2 separate regions of the Homo sapiens genome follow, and region 1 is linked to region 2. A link is an interaction called in ENCODE POLR2A ChIA-PET data of the cell type or tissue named here. Cell type or tissue: HepG2. All regions are shown on one strand. Links, peaks and the distances in the headings refer to the core of each region. The heading gives the core; the rest is flanking DNA. Region 1 overlaps MYO15A (myosin XVA). Region 2 overlaps SHMT1 (serine hydroxymethyltransferase 1).

Region 1 (5,000 bases), core at 1-5,000, 210 kb before region 2:
GTATTTTGCATAGACGGATGCACAGGAGGTGGCCTCAGTGGTGAGTGCCCGAGAGATCCAGGCCGTGGCAGAGCTGCTGCAGATCTCCCCTGAGGGCCTGCAGAAGGCCATCACCTTCAAAGTGACCGTGAGTCTGTGGGCATCTGGCCTTCGAACAAAGCTTTCTACCAGGGCCTGGACAGAGCTGCTTGTGCCGATCCTTTGTGGGCAGCCTCTCCCTCTCTCCTGCTCTCTCTGTCCCTGGGTCAGGCATGGAGGGGAGTAATTTCAGACCCCAGAGACATTTCAGATTCCAGTCTCAGACTGTTGCATAGGCTGTTTCCTCTACCCGGAATGCTCTTCCTCTTTTCACACCTACTCATCCTTTAAGACCCTATCCAGGTATCCCCTCCTCTAAGAAGCCTTCCCTAATCTTTGGACGGGTCAGTGCCTCCTCTGGTCTTTCACAGTCCTAGGCCCATTCTCCCTTCCCAGGGTTGATCTCATTGTATCTGCTGATGCCTCTGTCTCCCCCATTAGACCTGCAGTCCCCACTACTACCAGCATTTCCAGGCAGAGTCAGAGTGGGGGCAGGGGTGGTCCTGCCTAGTCTCTGTGTGCACAGTCACAACATCCCTCCAGCCTCCCTTCTCCATGATCCCACTCCCTTAGTCCCCTGGGGGCTTTCCGGAGGCAGAGTGGCCAGCCTGATGTCACTCAAGGGCTGTGCCCGTCCCTAGGAGACAATGCGAGAGAAGATCTTCACGCCCCTAACTGTGGAGAGCGCTGTGGATGCCAGGTGAGGCCACGCCCTCCCCTGCCTGAGCCCCGAGGCCCAGCACCCCACCACGGTGTCCTGCTCACACCAGCACCACCTCTGCTCCAGGGACGCCATCGCCAAGGTCTTGTATGCACTGCTGTTCAGCTGGCTCATCACCAGGGTCAACGCGCTGGTGTCCCCAAGGCAGGACACACTGTCCATCGCCATCCTGGACATCTATGGTTTCGAGGTGGGGCCGTGTAGGAGGCTGAGGGGCGGGGGACATAGGCAAGGTCTCGCCTCCCTCAGGCGTCTCGGGCTGCCCTTCCCATCCCTTTCTGTGCCTGCAGCAGGTGCCATCCTCCCTTCATGGACCCCTCCCTGTCACCATCTCCCTTGTCTCCTTCCATTTTCTTTACTCACCACAAGTACTCCCAAGGCCTCTGGGCCAGGCCCTGTGCTGGGCAATACCAGCTGCCCAGAAAGGACCAGCCAGGGCCCTGCCCTTGGGGAGCTTCCAGGTGAGGCTGGGTGGGGAAGGCTTCCTGGATGAGGATGAGACACTCCTGAGACCCAGCAAAGGCACTGTAGGTGCAGGGAACAGAATATGCAAGGGCTGGGAGGGGTGGCGGGTCATGAGGTCTGGGACTGGACTTCGTGTGTTGGGGGGTGACTGTTTTGTGAGTGCACAGCAAAGGAAGTGGTGAGGGACAGGGCAAGATCACCATGCAGCCATCACAGGCACTCACGTGGCACCTGTTATGTGCCAGGTGCTGTTTAAAGCACTTTGTTAATTCACTTCATCCTTACAGCAACCCTATGAGGCAGGTACTGTCAGTATCCTCATTTTACAGATGGGGAAACTGAGGCATGGGGCTGTTATTCAAGGTTATGTAGCTAGAAAATGGCAGAGCCAGCATTTGAACCCAGGCAGAAGGCCCCAGAGCCTTGGCCTTCAGGCACTGCCTGTGCTGTCAGGACAGAGCCTGTCAGATTCTGTCCTGGGTGCAGCAGGAGCTGTGGAGGGTTGTGAGCTGAGGGCCTGTGGCTGAGCTCCAGCTTTTTGAAGTTGCCACCAGGGAAGGTAGGGGCAAACAGGCTGGTGGCCAAGGAAGGACCAGTCCCAGCACCCCCATCCACCTGGCAGGACCTGAGCTTCAACAGCTTTGAGCAGCTGTGTATTAACTACGCAAACGAGAACCTTCAGTACCTTTTCAACAAGATCGTCTTCCAGGAGGAGCAGGTGTGTGGGCCCCATTAATACTCCTGTCCCTGTCTTGACTGGCCAGTGGACCTCCTTGGAGACAGATGAGGATATACTGGTTGTTTAAGGGCAATTCTGACATCAGTAGACAGTAGAGGGAAAGGCATTCTAAGCTGGGGACCAGCCCATGGGAAGGCCTCTGTTCTGGAGGGAAAGGTGCTGAGGTGCTGTGCTCAGAGAGGAGTCCCCTTGGTGGGGGTCCTTCTTCTCCTCTACTGGGCTGTCCCAGGCAGAGGGAGCAGCAGGACCCTGAGTTGGCTCATGCTGCCTTATTAGGGGGTGAGCTCCCTGTTCTGGGAGGTATGCAAGCAGAGGTGCTGCTGGCCAGGCTCCTTCAGATTCAACATGGGAGGGAGGGTGGGTGGGCCCTGGACAGGGATGGGAGGTTGAGCTCCTGCTGCCCACTGCCTGCAGGAGGAGTACATCCGTGAGCAGATAGACTGGCAGGAGATCACCTTTGCTGACAACCAGCCCTGCATCAACCTCATCTCACTGAAGCCTTATGGCATCCTGCGGATCCTTGACGACCAGTGTTGCTTTCCCCAGGTGAGCCGCAGGCACTGTGTGAGCCTAGTCAGGTCACAGATCTCTCAGCCTCATGTCCTCATCCCACCCTGACTCCTTCATTCCTCTCTGCTCTGGCCTGAGTCAGGCAGTGGGGGGTTGGGACACCCGACCTACTATTCACAACCTGGGGTGATTGAGGCCAGATGGGCCGCTGTGGGTGTTCAGAAGAGAGGCTACACCAGTCTGGAAAGCCACAGAAGGTTTCCTGGAGTAGGTAACCTTGGAATTGGGCCTCAAATCCTGATTGCAAAACACAAGGGTGGAATGGCAGTGAGATCAATAGAGTGCAAAGGCAGTTGGCCTGGAGGGGAGGCAGTTAGGAGCTCACCCAGCTACACCTATCTTCAAGGGACCACTCAGGCCTCCAGTGCCTAGCTAAGGCACTCGCCTTCTGACCCAGGGAGATGGGCAGCCATGGGAAGCTGTGAGTTGTTCCTCTCTGGTGCTCAGTTGGGAGCAGTCGGGGATAGTGAGGTTGCCACCAGGCCAGGAACAGGGTGTCCAGGCCTCCTGCCCACCCACTGATCCCTAAATTGCCCCCAGGCTACAGACCACACCTTCCTACAGAAGTGCCACTACCATCATGGCGCCAACCCGCTCTATTCCAAACCCAAGATGCCGCTGCCTGAGTTCACCATCAAGCACTATGCAGGCAAGGTCACCTACCAGGTGAGCCCTAAGACAGTCGGCCTGGACGCTGGTGCTGCAGTGCTGCTAGCTGTTGGAGACACAGAAGCACAACACTGGCCCCAGACATTCACAGCCAGGTCCAATTCTGGCTCTGCTGTGCCCCAGCTCTGTGACCTTGAGCAAATTGCTTAGCCAGTCTGAGCCTCAGTTCTCTCACTTGGAAAATGGGGTAATAATAGTGCCCAACTCATGGGGCAGGTGTGAAAAATGTAGGGTGGGTTTGATAAAGAGTAGCTCATCAATAGTGACATCACTATGGTCACCCTCATCACTATTATCTGAGGCACATTCCTGCCCTGGAGGTGTCTCAGGCTAGGATTCCATGCCTCTGTCCCCATCCGGGCCTTACTTTTCTCATCTGTAGAATGGGCACAGGACAATGTCCTTCACTGAGGGTGAGGCCAAGACCCAGGTTGGTCATGAGAAGCCATGGCGAATGCTCCCCTCCCCCAGGAGTAGGGAGAATGGTGGGGGCTGGAGGGGTGGGGACCATAGAAGTGAGGAGGATCCAGTCCCTCCTAGGATAGACAGAGAGACAGAGGCCAGGATTACCCAGGCCATTGTTCCCCTTTTCAGGTGCACAAGTTCCTGGACAAGAACCACGACCAAGTGCGCCAGGATGTGCTGGACCTGTTCGTACGGAGCCGGACACGGGTAAGCCTCGCCTCCCACCGCTCTGGCCCTGCCCCCAGGCATGTCCCCACCCCCACACCCAGCCTGCCTTCAGGCCTGGGACCGTGTTGCCACGTCCTGGCTCCGCTTAGCTTTGGCCAGACAAAGACAAGGGTGGCCTGGACACCCTGTTCCTGGCCTGTTCCCACCTAGCTTGGCTCCGCCCTAAACCTAGCGCCTCATCCTGATCCTGTCCTCTGGCTCCCCACAGCCCCAGTGGCTAGACTCTGGCCCCGCTCCCAGTTCTAACCCTGTACCCCACCAGCTGTGGCCTTGCCCTGTACTTACCCCACTCTGGGCCCCACCCCATTCCCTGGCCCATTCTTTCCTGGCTTCTTGCCAGACCTGTTCCCCCAGTCCCACCTCCTGGTGTTCTCAGTTTCTCCCACCCCACCCATAAGGCCCCGGGGAAGAGCTTGGGGGACCAACTTTGGGTTCCTTGAAGGCTTGGGGAGGCCCTGCATCCCAGCTACACTACGGCCAGCAGATGGCCCTATGACAGAGCACAGGCCTGGTAACATCACCTCCCCTATCTGGCCCTCCGCTTCCTCCTGTCAACTGGGCAACCTCCTCATGAGGTCATAGCCAGAGTTCACAACCATGTATCTAACAGGCCACCCTGGGGCCAGGCACACAGTCAGTAACTGTGTGTTCCTTAGACTGAAGGGGAAAAAGCCAGTTATGGGATGGATCCCTTGGAAGATGCTGAGCCCCACCTGTTTTGAGAAGCATGCAAGCCAGGATGACAGAGGCCTTGCAGAGAGAACAGGGGTCCAGTTAGTCTTCAGATCCCCCTGGTCCGGAGATTTACTCCTGCTCTCTCTTCCTCCTCATTTCGGTCTCCCGGACCCTGCCTGTCTGTTTTCCCTGCCCCGACCCCTGCCCAGGTGGTGGCACACCTCTTCTCCAGCCATGCCCCACAGGCTGCCCCTCAGCGCCTGGGCAAGAGCAGCTCCGTCACTCGGCTCTACAAGGCGCACACTGTGGCCGCCAAGTTCCAGCAGTCACTCCTGGATCTGGTGGAAAAGATGGAGAGGTGGGGTGGGGGGCAGGTGGGCGGAGCACCCA
Region 2 (6,253 bases), core at 655-5,654:
CAAGCAATTATCCCTCCTCAGCCTCCTGAGTAGCTGGAACTACGGGTGTGCACCACCACACCTGAGGAATTTTTTGTATTTTTAGTAGAGACAGGGTTTGAACATGTTGGCCAGGCTGGTCTCGAACTCCTGACCTCAGGTGATCTGCCCACCTCAGCTTCCCAAAGTGCTGTGATTACAGGTGTGAGCCACCGAGCCCAGCCAAGACAAACTATTTTGTTACTATTGTGACATGTTTCAAAATCTAGCTTCAAGGCTGGCCTTGGCCAATGAGGAGATCTGTGACTGCAAACACCTAGGTGTTCTGTGAAAAGAAATGACTGCAAAAAAGAGCACACGTGCAATCACCAGCACTGAGACAAAGGCTGAGTACACACAGAACCATGGACAGCATGCACCCAAGACCATGCAATGCCAGCCAAGCAGAAGGATGCAGTGCTACCTTTTTTCATGGTAACAAACATGAAACTAAGCAGGAATGGCACATTTATTAATAAAGAACATGAAAAGATGGTTCCGGGACACTAGAAAGAATCACCAACACTGGACACTAAAAGAAAAAGCAAGTTACCTCTTCTTCCCATTATCCTTCGTTTTTATAGATAAATCACCATGCCTGAATAAGCCCACACATCTTACAGGCATTTTTTGACCCAACTGTTTATACAGACGGGTCCCACGAAAAACAAGTATTTGCCTGGGGCCCTGCACACCCTAGAGGCAGCACTTGGCACTGGTTCTGATGGTGTTGGTTCCACTGCTGGGCTGGCTGCGTTATCAGGTATGTGCAGTGGGGTGGCAATGGCAATGGGGTGTACACCTGAGCCATACAGGTGCTCCTCAACTTATGGGGTTACATTCCAATAAGCTCATCATTAAGCTGAAAATATCATAAAGTCAAAAATGCATGTAATATACCTAACCTACCAAACATCACAACCTAGTCTGGCCTACCTTAAACATGCTGAGGACACTGTGGTACCCTCCACTGGGCAAGATAGTCAAACACAAACCTTATTTTATAATACGGTGTTGACTATCTCATGTAATCTACTGAATACTGTACTGAAACTGAAAAGCAGAATGGTCGTATGGGGGGCTTGAAGTACAGCTAATAACGCATGTCACTTTTGCACTATCCTAAAGTTGAACGCCCTAAGTCAAACCACTGTCTGTTCCTCTGTAGCCACTATACACAGGCAGGGGCTAGCCCTAACGTGGCCATGGAGGACTGTGGCTGTGGATGGTGCCGGGCTGCTGGTTTTGGTGCTGGAGCTGGGGACGTTGCCATGCCTGTAGCTACTGCATCCTTGTGCTGCTGCTGGCCCACAGGGGCTCCGAGCAGAGATGTCACCAGGCGAGGGCAGAGCTGCAGAGGTGGTGGCTGTTGCTGGGGTCCAACTGTAGTGACCTGGTTGCTATTCCCCAGGGTTGCTATTCCAAGCAGTTGCCACTGCCCCTGCCACATCTGAACTCTCCTCAGTAGTTGCCTCCCTCACTGGTTTCCCTGTGGCCTCAGCTCAGACCCTCGTCTCTCCATCCCAGCTGCCCCAGCGGGTCCTGAAAACCTGAGGAGTCCCCGCTGCAAGGAAATTAAAAACGGTGCGAGGTGGGGACTTCCTGTAGTGACACATAAACCAAACTTACCCCTGCAGGCACAGCCAAGCATCAGAGGTTTCCCAAGGAAATAAAAGCTAGGAGAGAAACACATGCTTACCTTGTAGGGCATAGATTCAAAGAAGATGGACGTGGCAGAGATTTTCTTCTTGTCTGTCATGAACCCATGGGTCAGGTGGCCCCCATCCGGAAGGTCCAGGCCCATGATGCGCCCATGGGGTTCCACCAGGGCAGTGTACACAGCAAAGTTTGCAGGGGAGCCTGAAACGAGTGGACCAGAGGAGACATGATTATTTCTAACTGAGGTACCAAGTGGCATCCGGGACCTTGGCCACTAAGCCTTCACCCAGGAGTGGCGAGAACAGGCCTTGTACCTTCCCTGAGCTCCAGGAGGTGCCCCTTCACCACCAGCCTTGAGAGGTGAAGTTCAGAGAGAGGGCACTGCCTGGGAGGGGGTATAGAGCTGGGAGCCCAAGGGTAATGCAGAGGGATGCGTGACTTATCTTTTATTTATGGCAGTTTTTTTTTTTTTTTTTTTTGAGATGGAGTTTCGCTCTTGTTGCCCAGGCTGGAATGCAATGGCGCCATCTCGGCAGCTCACTGCAACCTCCGCCTCCCAGGTTCAAGCAATTCTCCTGCCTCAGGCTCCGAGTAGCTGGGATTACAGGCATGTGCCACTACACCCAGCTAATTTTTGTATTTTTAGTGGAGACCGGGTTTCTCCATGTTGGTCAGGCTGGTCTTGAACTGCCGGCCTCAGGTGGTCTGCCTGCCTCCGCCTCCCAAAGTGCTGGGATTACAGGCGTGAGCCACTGGGCCCGGCCTATGGCAGTCCATGGCAGTCCATCTTAGGACTCTTCTTGGTGCATGTCGGCCCTGGGGGATGCACATGAAGAGGCTGCACCAGGCCATATGGATGAGACAAGCACCTGAGTAGGGCTGGACGTTGACCCCCCAGCACTGTGGGTCCAGCTTATAGGCCTGCAGGGCTCGCTTCTGACAGAGGGTCTCCAGTTCATCAATAAACTCAGTCCCGCCATAGTATCTGTGGGAGAAGAGCAGGAGACTTAGATCCACTCAGACCCAGAAAGTCTGTGCTTCACAGAGGCCAAAGAAGCTTAGGGGTGGGACAGTGAAACTAAAGTGGAGAGAAGTAATGAGAAGAGCTTGTTAACATGCAGATGCTGAAGCCAGCATGATCAAGTGTTCCACCAATGCCTCTGGAATCTACAGTCAAGAGACCAAACCAGCTGTGCAACTTGGAGCAAATATCTCATCTATAAAAAGAGGGGGTTTTGGCTGGGAGAGGTGGCTTATACCTATAATCCCAGCACTTTGAGGAGCCAAGGCAGGAGGATTGCTTGAGCCCAGGAGTTCGAGACCAGCCTGGGCAATACAGCAATATCCCCATCTCTACAAAAAATTTCAAAAAATTAGCCAGGTGTTGTGGTGTGTGCCCATAGTCCCAGCTACTTGGGAGGCTGAGAAGGGAAGATTCACTTTGGCCCAGGAGGTAAAGGCTGCAGTGAGCTGTGATCACGCCACTGGACTCCAGCCTGGACCCTGTCTCAAAAAAAAAAAAGAAAAGAAAAAGAAAAAAAAAAGGAAAGAAATCCTATCACATGCTATTAATACAACAGGGATGAGCCTGAGAACATTATGCTAAGTGAAACAAACCAGTCACCACAAGACAAGCACTGTATGATTCAACTTTTATGAGGTCCCTAAAGTAGTCAAGCTTAGGCTGGGCATGGTGGCTCACGCCTGTAATCCCAGCACTTTGGGAGGCCGAGGTGGGCAGATCACCTGAGGTCAGGAGTTCCAGACCAGCCTGGCCAATATGGTGAAACCCCGTCTCTACTAAAAATACAAAAATTAGCCGGGAGTGGTGGCGGGTGACTGTAATCCCAGCTGCTCGGGAGGCTGAGGCAGGAGAATCTCTTGAACCCAGGAGGTGGAGGTTGCAGTGAGCCGAGATCGCCCCACTGCACTCCAGCCTGGGCATCCCAGCAAGACTCAGTCTCAAAAAAAAATTTAAAGTAACTACATGCAGTGGCTCATGTCTGTAATCTCAGAGATTTGGAAGGCTGAGGTGGGAGAACTGCTTGAGGCCAGGAGTTCAAGACCAGCTAGGCAACATAGTGAGATCTCAGCTCTACAAAAAATTTTACAAATGAGCTAAGTATAGTGGCTTGCACCTATAGTCCTAGTTACTTGGAAGGCTGAGGTGGGAGGATCACTTGAACCCAGGAGTTGGAGATTGCAGTGAGCTTTGATTGTACCACTGCACTACAGCTGGAGCAACACAGTGAGACCCTAACTCTAAAAAAAATAAATAGGCCGGGCCCGGCGTAGTGGCTCACATTTGTAATCTCAGCACTTTGGGAGGCCGAAGTGGGCGGATCACCTGACGTCAGGAGTTCGAGACCAGCCTGACCAACATGGAGAAACCCCATCTCTCCTAAAAATACAAAATTAGCCAGGCGTGGTGGTGCACGCCTGTATTCCCAGCTATTGAGGAGGCTGAGGTAGGAGAATTGCTTGAACCTGGGAGGCGGAGGTTGCGGTGAGCCGAGATTGTACCATTGCACTCCACCCTGGGCAACAAGAGCAAAACTCTGTCTCAAAAAAATAAAAATAGATAAAAAATAGGCCGGGCACGGTGGCTCACGCCTGTAATCCCAGCACTTTCGGAGGCCGAGGCGGGCGGATCACGAGGTCAGGAGATGGAGACCATCCTGGCTAACATGGTGAAACCCCGTCTCTACTAAAAAATATATAAAAAATTAGCCGGGTGTGGTGGCGGGCGCCTGTAGTCCCAGCTACTCGGGAGGCTGAGGCAGGAGAATGGCGTGAACCCGGGAGGTGGAGCTTGTAGTGAGCCGAGATCGTGCCACTGCGCTCCAGCCTGGGCGACAGAGTGAGACTCCGTCTCAAAATAAATAAATAAATAAATAAAAAATAAATAGGCCAGATGTGGTTGTTCACACCTGTAATCCTAGTAATATGGAAGGCTCAGGTGGGAAGACTGCTTGAGGCCAGGAGTTTGAAACCAGCCTGGGCAACACAGCAAGACCTCATGTCTATTAAAAATTAGCCTGGTGTGGTGGCACGCACCTGTGGTCCTAGCTACAGAGAGGCTGAGGCAGGAGGATTGCTTGAGCCCAAGAGTTTGAGGCTGCAATGAGACGAGATTGCACCACTGCACTCCAGCCTGGGCAAGACAACGAGACCTTGTCATTCATTTATTCACACATACATAACATTTTGTTTTAAACCCAGAACTTTGTTTTTAGGTTTGTATCAAGCAAAGTCATTAACGTTAGGTCAACACTGTTTTCTTTTTTTTTTTTCTGAGATGGAGTCTTGCTCTGTCTCCCAGGCTGGAGTGCAGTGGTGCGATCTCGGCTCACTGCAACCTCCGCCTCCCAAGTTCAAGCGATTCTCCTACCTCAGCCTCCAGAGTAGCTGGGATTACAGGCACGCACCTCCACACCCAGCTAATTTTTGTATTTTTAGTAGAGACAGGGTTTCGACATGTTGGCCAGGCTGGTCTCAAACTCCTGACCTCAGGTGATCCACCTGCCTCAGCCTCCCGAAGTGCTGGGATTACAGGTGTGAACCACCACGCCTTGCCTATTGTTTTCAAATATTGCCTTTGATTTTAAATAATGTTCCAAAGGTAGATTAATATTAAATTATATTAACAAAATATAATGAAAACATGTAATAATTACCTTTTATTTTTATTTTTATTATTTTTTTGAGACGGAATCTCACTGTCACCCAGGCTGGAGTGCAGTGGCGCGATCTCGGCTCACTGCAAACTCCACCTCCCAGGTTCACACCATTCTCCTGCCTTAGCCTCCCGAGTAGCTGGGACTACAGGCGCCAGCCACCACACCTGGCTAATTTTTTTGTATTTTTTTTTAGTAGAGATGGGGTTTACACCGTATTAGCCAGGATGGTCTCGATCTCCTGACCTCATGATCCACCCAGCTCGGCCTCCTAAAGTGCTGGAATTACAGGCATGAGCCACCACGCCCAGCCAATAATTACCTTTTAAAAGAGCCCTTTAATTGGCTGGGCACAGTGGCTCACGCCTGTAATCCCAACACTTTGGGAGACAGAGGCAGGCGGATCATGAGGTCAGGAGATCGAGACCAGCCTGGCTAACACGGTGAAACCCCGTCTCTACTAAAAATACAAAAAATAAATAAATAAATAAGTTAGTCGGGTGTGGTGGCACGTGCCTATAGTCCCAGCTACTTGGGAGGCTGAGGCAAGAGAATCGCTTGAACCTGGGAGGTGGAGGCTGCAGTGAGCCGAGATTGTGCCACTGCACTCCAGCCTCGTGACAGAGCGATACTCCGTGTAAAAAAAAAACAACAAGCCCTTTAACATGAATAAACGATGTAATTACACTTCTATTTAAGTTGTGGTTTTTCGGGGTTTTTTTTAAATTTAGAAACAGGGTCTCATTCTGTCACCCCAGCTGGAGTGCATTGGCAAAATCATAGCTCACTGCAGCCTTTGATCTCCTGGGCTCAAGCGATACTCCACCTCAGTTTCTTGAGTAGCTGAGACTACAGGCGCATGCCACCATGTCCGGCTAATTTTTAAATTTTGTTTTGGA

Evidence for each region. ChIA-PET counts read pairs that join two places held together with the same protein. Peaks named below come from ENCODE experiments on the same cell type or tissue, not always from the same donor. Only the 100,000 strongest peaks of a DNase experiment are listed, where the experiment ranks them.
Region 1: POLR2A ChIA-PET joins it to region 2 with 5 read pairs; 2 of 35 experiments call an interaction of 5 or more read pairs at or near these places.

The regions. Positions count from the first base shown.
Region 1 is chr17:18,135,698-18,140,697 of GRCh38, forward strand. It overlaps MYO15A (myosin XVA), which reads left to right. Exons shown (of 66, transcript NM_016239.4): 13 at 14-127; 14 at 720-778; 15 at 866-989; 16 at 1,887-1,982; 17 at 2,418-2,549; 18 at 3,114-3,239; 19 at 3,837-3,914; 20 at 4,820-4,968. Among named protein-coding and RNA genes, the nearest start is that of MYO15A, 29 kb to the left of the region's middle. RefSeq lists enhancers at 1-413, 414-1,407. In HepG2, for the core only: a CTCF peak has its summit at 4,429 (motif pointing right); DNase peaks (open chromatin) are centred at 2,814 and 4,464.
Region 2 is chr17:18,345,779-18,352,031 of GRCh38, forward strand. It overlaps SHMT1 (serine hydroxymethyltransferase 1), which reads right to left. Exons shown (of 12, transcript NM_004169.5): 4 at 2,547-2,662; 5 at 1,718-1,878. Among named protein-coding and RNA genes, the nearest start is that of MIR6778, 8.0 kb to the left of the region's middle. In HepG2, for the core only: no CTCF peak of the experiment used is centred there; no DNase peak of the experiment used is centred there.